Regions from separate parts of the Homo sapiens genome. Here region 2 is linked to region 1. Evidence: chromatin contacts called from ENCODE Hi-C or POLR2A ChIA-PET data. All regions are on one chromosome and are shown on one strand. Each heading gives the region's core, a stretch centred on a gene start or an enhancer-like site at or near the end of the contact. The rest is flanking DNA. Distances are from core to core; before and after follow the strand shown.

The links. Hi-C counts contacts between places; a loop is a spot of excess contacts on that map. ChIA-PET counts read pairs that join two places held with the same protein, here RNA polymerase II (POLR2A). Pooled maps may share reads with other maps.
Region 2: a loop to region 1 is called in a map of OCI-LY7, with 4 times the contacts of the local background. The contact joins the promoter of SGPP1 here to the enhancer-like site in region 1. A Hi-C loop is called at or near these places in 1 of 168 maps with a recorded cell type or tissue (OCI-LY7), 1 of 37 single-sample maps with no recorded cell type and 3 of 50 pooled maps. POLR2A ChIA-PET finds 5 or more read pairs at or near these places in 1 of 52 experiments (OCI-LY7).

Annotation. Positions count from the first base shown.
Region 1 is chr14:64,234,431-64,237,911 of GRCh38, forward strand. It overlaps ESR2 (estrogen receptor 2), which reads right to left. Exons shown (of 9, transcript NM_001437.3): 8 at 540-720. LOC124903328 (a long non-coding RNA gene) reads left to right here. Exons shown (of 2, transcript XR_007064205.1): 2 at 432-757. Among named protein-coding and RNA genes, the nearest start is that of ESR2, 58 kb to the right of the region's middle. RefSeq lists enhancers at 714-773, 1,414-1,683. Within about 2 kb of position 1,546, at least 4 of the 41 ENCODE cell types and tissues checked have a DNase peak (open chromatin) inside an H3K27ac peak, as active enhancers do; they include OCI-LY7, where a contact is called at or near this core.
Region 2 is chr14:63,726,105-63,729,585 of GRCh38, forward strand. It overlaps SGPP1 (sphingosine-1-phosphate phosphatase 1), which reads right to left and starts at 1,961. Exons shown (of 3, transcript NM_030791.4): 1 at 1,157-1,961. The coding sequence starts at 1,840. RefSeq lists enhancers at 1,107-1,608, 1,253-1,302, 2,263-2,452 and silencers at 1,563-1,662, 1,953-2,052.

The DNA of each region.
Region 1 (3,481 bases), core at 296-2,795:
GATCAGAAACATGCCCTACCTACAGCCCTGCCTTCCTAAATCTGCTGGGTCCACCACTTCTCTTAAGTCTTATCCTTAATTTCCTGATGCCACCGAAAGAACAACTCTTAGGGAAGCATTTGTGCACTTCTTCGCATCACCAGCTCGAGGGGCCATCTAGGGGAGCGGGTCTTAGCCTCTCCACAAAAAGTGGCCTCAGGGCCTCAGCCCTGGGTGGTGTAAACAGGGGTGGCAGTTCGTGTTAGGGGAGGAACTGCCCCTTTTAGGACTCCATAAACAGGCTATAAACCCCAGCAATTGAAAAACCCATGAGCCACCACTGGCTGCCATGCAGAGCCTGTAAGATACCACATGACATTCCTTCCATGCCCACTCTGTGCCCATCTTTGCTTACAGGTGTGTGAACTGACAAATTCCCCATTCCCTTTCAGGCATTCATTTTCCTTAACTTGCAGACACTTTTCCCAAATCACTTCACCCTCCGTGGAGCACATAATCCCATCCCAAGCCCAAGCAGAGCAGCTCCTTAGGGCGCGTACCTCGCATGCCTGACGTGGGACAGGAGCATCAGGAGGTTAGCCAGGCGCATGGATTGCTGCTGGGAGGAGATGCCGCTCTTGGCAATCACCCAAACCAAAGCATCGGTCACGGCGTTCAGCAAGTGAGCCAGCTTCCGGCTGCTGTCAGCATCCTGGGTCGCTGTGACCAGAGGGTACATACCTGGACAAAGAATAAAAGCCAGAAGTCATTGCTCTGAGCAAAGGAGCAGAAGTCGTGTGCTCAGCTGTTCCGTGCGCCTGCTCCGAGGTGATCTGGGTTGCTTTGACAGCTGCATGTGTGGCAGGAGCTTATAAGCATGGTCTTACCTCCCCCAGGGGATCTTCCCTGAGAGCCAGCCCCGTCACAGAGCTAGAAGAGAAGCCTGGCCTAATGCAGACAGACTAAATTGCCACCTGAAGTGTCCACCAGGCCCATAATTGTGGCCTTGCCGTGGCGAGTATATCTAGTCTCCCGAAATCATTACGTGGTGTTTCTCATCTGCAGCAACAGATACAGAGATGGTCAGAAAGTGAGATTAATTCTACTTTTAGCCCCACGGAGGGCTCCCCATCTAAAGGGAGTTTAATAAACAAAGGAATGGCCAATGTGATGAAGCCTCCTCTGCCACCTCCTTGTGTGTACCACGTGCCGCAGCCAGCCATGGCAGGGCCCCTGCTACCACCTCTGCATCTCGCTTGAGTGGCACCTGGCTGGGGCAGGAAGACCACTGATTTGGAGTCAGACAGACCTACTTTCTAGCCACCATCTGGAGCTCTCTGAGCCTCAGTTCCTCACTGAGCAACGCATGCAGGAACACATCTGCTTAGGTCCCCACAGCCACGTCCTGGGTAGGCTGCCTCCCCCATCCTGCCCTGCCCTGTGTTTAACTCCCCTCCAACTCTAGGATTGAGATACTGTGGCATCCCAATGGCAGCAAAGTAACAGCTCAGATAAATCTCCTCCCCCCGACCCCTGCCTGACTCCTTGATTCCCTTTAATAATTAGCTTCTCTTCCAGGCTTTCCATTTCAAAGCAAGAATAAATATGTGAAATCAACCAGGGAGCTGCTGAGTCTTGGCTGTCATGAGACTGATGATGGCTGGTGCTCCAGCAACCACAGAATTTGTTTTGGCAGTTTTTGTTCTCTATTTTTATTGGCACTTTCAGTTCAATTAAGGCAGCTCAATTCAACTAAGTTTAACTCAGGTAAGGCAAGGGACATTCTGAAGCACAATTACGTAAGTGTAGTGCTTTGCCACATCCCTAGGGACCTCCATAATGTCTGATGATACGAATTTAAAATATTCATCTTTTCAATAGCCCTGAAGCTGCTTCTCCAATCCCTGTGCTCACTTTGTTCTCCACATTGGTTCTTCCAGAATCCCCCCACAGCCTCAAACCTCCCACTGTCGCCCCAGAGATGACTTGCCCTCCCACCGCAGGGGAAACAAGACCCCACCCTTGGCCCCGTGTGTCCCCTTCTGAGAGGCCAAAAAGCAGATCTGCTCATGGGGCTCCGTTTAATGACTTCCCAGCTCATAGGATAGAGTCCAAACCACCTGGTGCAGCTATCAGAGGTACCAGGGCCCTCCCCGCTTCTCTCATCTGCAGTTCCCACCACACCTCGCCTTGAGTCCCCCTCTCAACTCCCTGAATGTGTGGTGCTCCGAACATGCTCAACTTGCTGCTTGGAAACTCTCTCCTTCCTCTTTCTCTACCCTGATTCTTTTGCTCATTTATACCCATTCCTCCTGTAGATTCCAACCTGGTCAGAAATTCCTTCTGGAAGCTTCCCCCAACCTCCCTACCATCCCACCCTAAGTCTGGTCTGAGGTGTCCCCTGATACTCTGACAGTGCCCTGTTCATCCTCAGCAGAGACACCATGTTGCCCCACATGCTGGATGTCTGCCTTGTCCCCACACACACCCCACAGCCACCCTTCTGCCCTCAGCAAGACTGGACATGAGTGCTTTGAGGGCACAGACCTTTTTTTTTTTTTCTTTTCTTGAGACAGAGTCTCACTCTGTCACCCAGCCTGGAGTGCAGTGGTACAATCTCAGCTCACTGCAACCTCCGCCTCCCGGTTTCAAGCAATTCTCCTGCCTCAGCCTCCTTAGTAGCTGGGATTACAGGCATGCGCCACCATGCCCAGCAAATTTTTTGTATTTTCAGTAGAGACAGTGTTTCACCATGCTGGCCAGGCTGGTCTCAAACTCCTGACCTCGCAATCCGCCTGCCTCAGCCTCCCAAAGTGCTGGGATTACAAGCGTGAGCCACTGTGCCCGGCCAGACCCTTATTTTTTTTAGCCAAACACACATCATATTTGAAATGGTAAATATGCATGCTAATGTATGTTTTAGGTACACACAGAAAATTATCAAAAGTACAGAGAAAATTATTTCAAGCTTACTTTCCCTAAAATTAACCCCATCTGCATAAACAAGTACTTCCTTTTAACTACCCCGTAGTGTGTTCAGCTGCATGACATGTGCTCCATGGACTTCCGCTGCCATCAAGCAATACTATGTCTGGGAATTCCAAAAGGAGCCAAAATTGTGTGCCTGTACATGTCTCAGTTCAAAGTGACAAAGATTGAAAATATAAAAACAAATCCTCAGATTATAAACAAATGTTCATAGCAGCATAACTCAGCCTAAAAGTGGAATGTCCACTAACTGACGAATGGCTCAACAAAATGTGGTCTATCCATACAGTGGAATAGTATTCAGCTACGAAAAGGAATGAGGTACTGATACAGATGAACCTTGAAAACATCAGGCTAAGCAAAATAAGCCAGACACAAAGGACCACATGTTGTATGATTCCATTTATAATAAAATGTCTAGAATAGGCAAATCCATAGAGTCAGAAAAGCAAATTAGTGGTTGCCTAGGGCTGTGGGTGGGATAGGGAGTGGGAAATGATGGCTAAGAAGCATG
Region 2 (3,481 bases), core at 711-3,210, 510 kb before region 1:
TAAGAGAGATGCACTACACAGAAGTATCCATGGGGACGAAATTTTATCTACACTGAAATTTAATGTGGGATAAGTAAGCTTATCATAATGGAGTTTTACACAGAATGTGTATTTCTCAATGTAAAATGATTTTGTGAAGTAAAGGGGGAAAAAATAGAGGAAGTTTGTTTCCTTAGAATCTCCACAATTACGCACTTTATTCTTAAAATAAGGGACTGGTCTGCAGGATTAACAAATCTTACAGTTCAAAGACAGATAAACATTGGAAGGCCAAAAGAAGTAAGCAAAATAAAAACGATTACCATTAAAAACTCTTCCCTTGGCAGTTTTCAGAGAGGGTTAAAAAAAAAAAAAATTTTCCTGATTGTCAGGCTGACCCTGCTGTCATATTTGCCATTTTTATAAACCCACTAGTTTGATCAAGAGCCCTATCTTTAAGAATAACTTTTAAACCATGCATTTTTAGAGTTAATGAGGCAATAACACTATAGTATTACAGTTGTAGCTCAACAACTGTTAGATACTACAGATTAGTGATCCAGAAGATAATCAAACTTTATCAGCAAAGTAGCAACCACACCCCTTAAAAACAGAACTCACCCTGTGCTCCATTAACTTCCATAAAGGGAACTTCGATGAAAATCGATTACTTCATTGCTTGGAACTAGCATGTTTGTTTTGGAATTACACTAACGTTTTGTAAACACTGTCTCACGGTAAAGCTAATGACTTTACCTCTTTCTGAAACAGTTTTAGGGAAGAAGGCACCATATATTACGGTGAAACTGGGTCTTAGTTTACATAGCGATTATTTAAAAAATTCACTTCCACTGTGCATTACAAGAATTAAAGCCGTTTAAAAAACTCAACCAAAGCCCAATGACAATGTATTACTCTAGGAAAAGTGTGTCCTTTGGGTTCTAAGGCATTAAATTGGAATTTAATATTAAAATAGAATTCAACGGCTAAGTATCCAGTTTCCCCCAATCACTTAATTTTTCAAAACCCAGAAAGGGCCTGTTTGCGAGTATTGTGAAAACCTGTGGAAAGAGAGGCTTTGGAGGGGAACGGTCGAATTAAAATAAATGCAGAGAGCAAAGAGAACTCCGAGTTCTTTGAACTCCCCCAGGCTGAACAGGACGAGAAGGAACCCTACCTGCCAGCGGCCATAGGTGAGGAGGACCATAGAAATGGGGATGGCGGTGCCGGACATGGCATGGGTGGAGGGCATGCTGTACTCAGAGTTGTAGAAGACCTCCAACTTGACCACGGGCGGCGAGGCGGGCCTCGGCCAGCGGATGATGTCCTTGGTGCACTGGCCCAGGTACATGACCAGCACCCAGATGACCACGAGCCTCCGGCCCACCAGAGGGTCCAGGTTCCAGATCCAGAAGGGGAAGAACAGGATGTAGAAGAGTTCGTTGCCCAGCTCCGTGCCGAAGCAGAACAGGCAGTAGAGCGGCCAGTTGCTCACGCGGGCCAGCTGGCCCTCCTCGCCCGTCAGCGAGTTGCGGCGCAGAGCGCCCGCGCGCCGCGGCGAGGCCGGGCCCAGCTCGGCCGCCAGCCCGTTCCGCACGCCGTTGGGGGCGCCGCCGCCGTCCGGCTTGGCCGGGCACTGATTGCGGTCGCTCCCGGGAGGCTGGGGGCCTCCAGGCGCCCCTGGCTGCCGCCCTCGCAGTCGAGGGTCTCCGGCGAGAGGCGCCTCCGCTTTCTCATCCTCCCTCCGGTCTGCTGAGCGGCGCGGCGGCGCTTCCACCCCGCACAGCCGCTGGAAACGGGCCACTTTCTGCGGGTCCTGCAGACGGCCAACCAGCTGGGCCAGGCGCTGCCTCAGCGACATGATAACGGAACCCCCGGGAAGGCGGGCCGGCCTCCGGCGCAGCCCCGAACTGTCCCCGCGCTCCTGGCCAGCGGCAGCGGAACCGGCACAGCGCTCTACCCTCCGGAGTCTGCCGGGTGACGGCGCCACAGGCCGCGCGCCCCCGCCCCGCGCGCGCCGCGCCCCGCCCCGCCCAGCCCCGCCCCCACCCGGGCTCCCTGAGGGGCCGGGCCGCGCGGGTCCGCCCTGAGCGCATCCGGCCGTGGCTTGGCGCTGAGGATCGGCGGGCGGCCGCTTTGAGGTCCCGGGTAATATCCACCAGCAGGCGTCGCGGCGTACGTCTGGTGGGACGCGGCGTGTCCCCCTGCTCCACCTTCAGCCCTTCTTCTCCGCGGGCTAGTGTCGCCGGATTCCCTCAGCCAGAAGTTGACTTAAAGAGGCCACGATCCCGGTGCCAGCTTGCGCAATGCCTGTGACCAAGCAGCCGGGCATCCTGCTGGCACAGAACCAAATGGTGAATGATCAATGAAGGCGAAGCAACTACCATGAGTTCGGAATCATTCGACTCAAGTAATTAACAAGTAATTACAGAGCTGTCCCAGGCGACTGATGTTCGGAAAACCATGTGCCAATTGACCAGTGGTGACAAGACTACATGTAGATCCCAAGACAGGGCCAGGTGATATTAACAGGTGTGGTCTGCAAAAGAAAAGCCAGCCACCTACAAATTCAAAATACTGTGTCATTTATCAAATATTTTGGTATATGTTAAGGGAGCACAGGTGTTCTTAAGTGTAAAATTTCCTTTTCCTAGATTCTAATACCTAGAGGGCTTGCACAGAATAAATGTAGAGAATGAATGCAGTGTATAGATTTTTGAGTTTGGTAACGTTAATTTAGACGCTTAACTTCCGTGTCTCACAAGTTACCAACTTGACTTCTAGCTAGAGCAGTTTATAAGGTCTCTGAACTCCTCAGGTCAGGTGAATGTCTTTTATATATACCTAGAGAGAGAGAGATGAGACAGGGTCTCGCTATATTGCCCAGGCTGGTCTCCAACTCCTGGGCTGAAGTGATTCTCCTGCCTTGGCCTCTCAAAGTGCTGTGTTTACAGGCGTGAGCCACCACACCCGCCATGATCAGGTGAATGTCTGTAATTAAAGAATGTGAACTACTTCCAAGAAACAGGCTTGAAATTGTCCCATGCCCTTAAAACAGTAGAAATACTTTCCTTCAGGCGTGGTAGTTCATGCCTATAATCTCAGCACTTTGGGAGGTCGAGGAGGGAGGATGGCTTGAGTCCAGGAGTTTGACAACAGCCTGGGCAACATAGGGAGATCCCACCTCTACAAAAAATGAACAAAATTAGCCGGGCAGGGCTGGGCACAGTGGCTCACGCCTGTAACCCCAACACTTTGGGAGGCCAAGGCGGGCGGATCACCTGAGGTCGGGAGTTCAAGACCGGCCTGACCCACATGGAGAAACCCCGTCTCCACTAAAAATACAAAATTAGCCGGGCGGGGTGGTGCATGCCTGTAATCCCAGCTACTCGGAGGCTGAGGCAGGAGAATTGCTTGAACCAGGGAGGCAGAGGTTGCGGTGAGCCGAGATCGCGCCATTGCACTCCAGCCTGGGCAACAAGAGTGAAACTCTGTCTCAAAA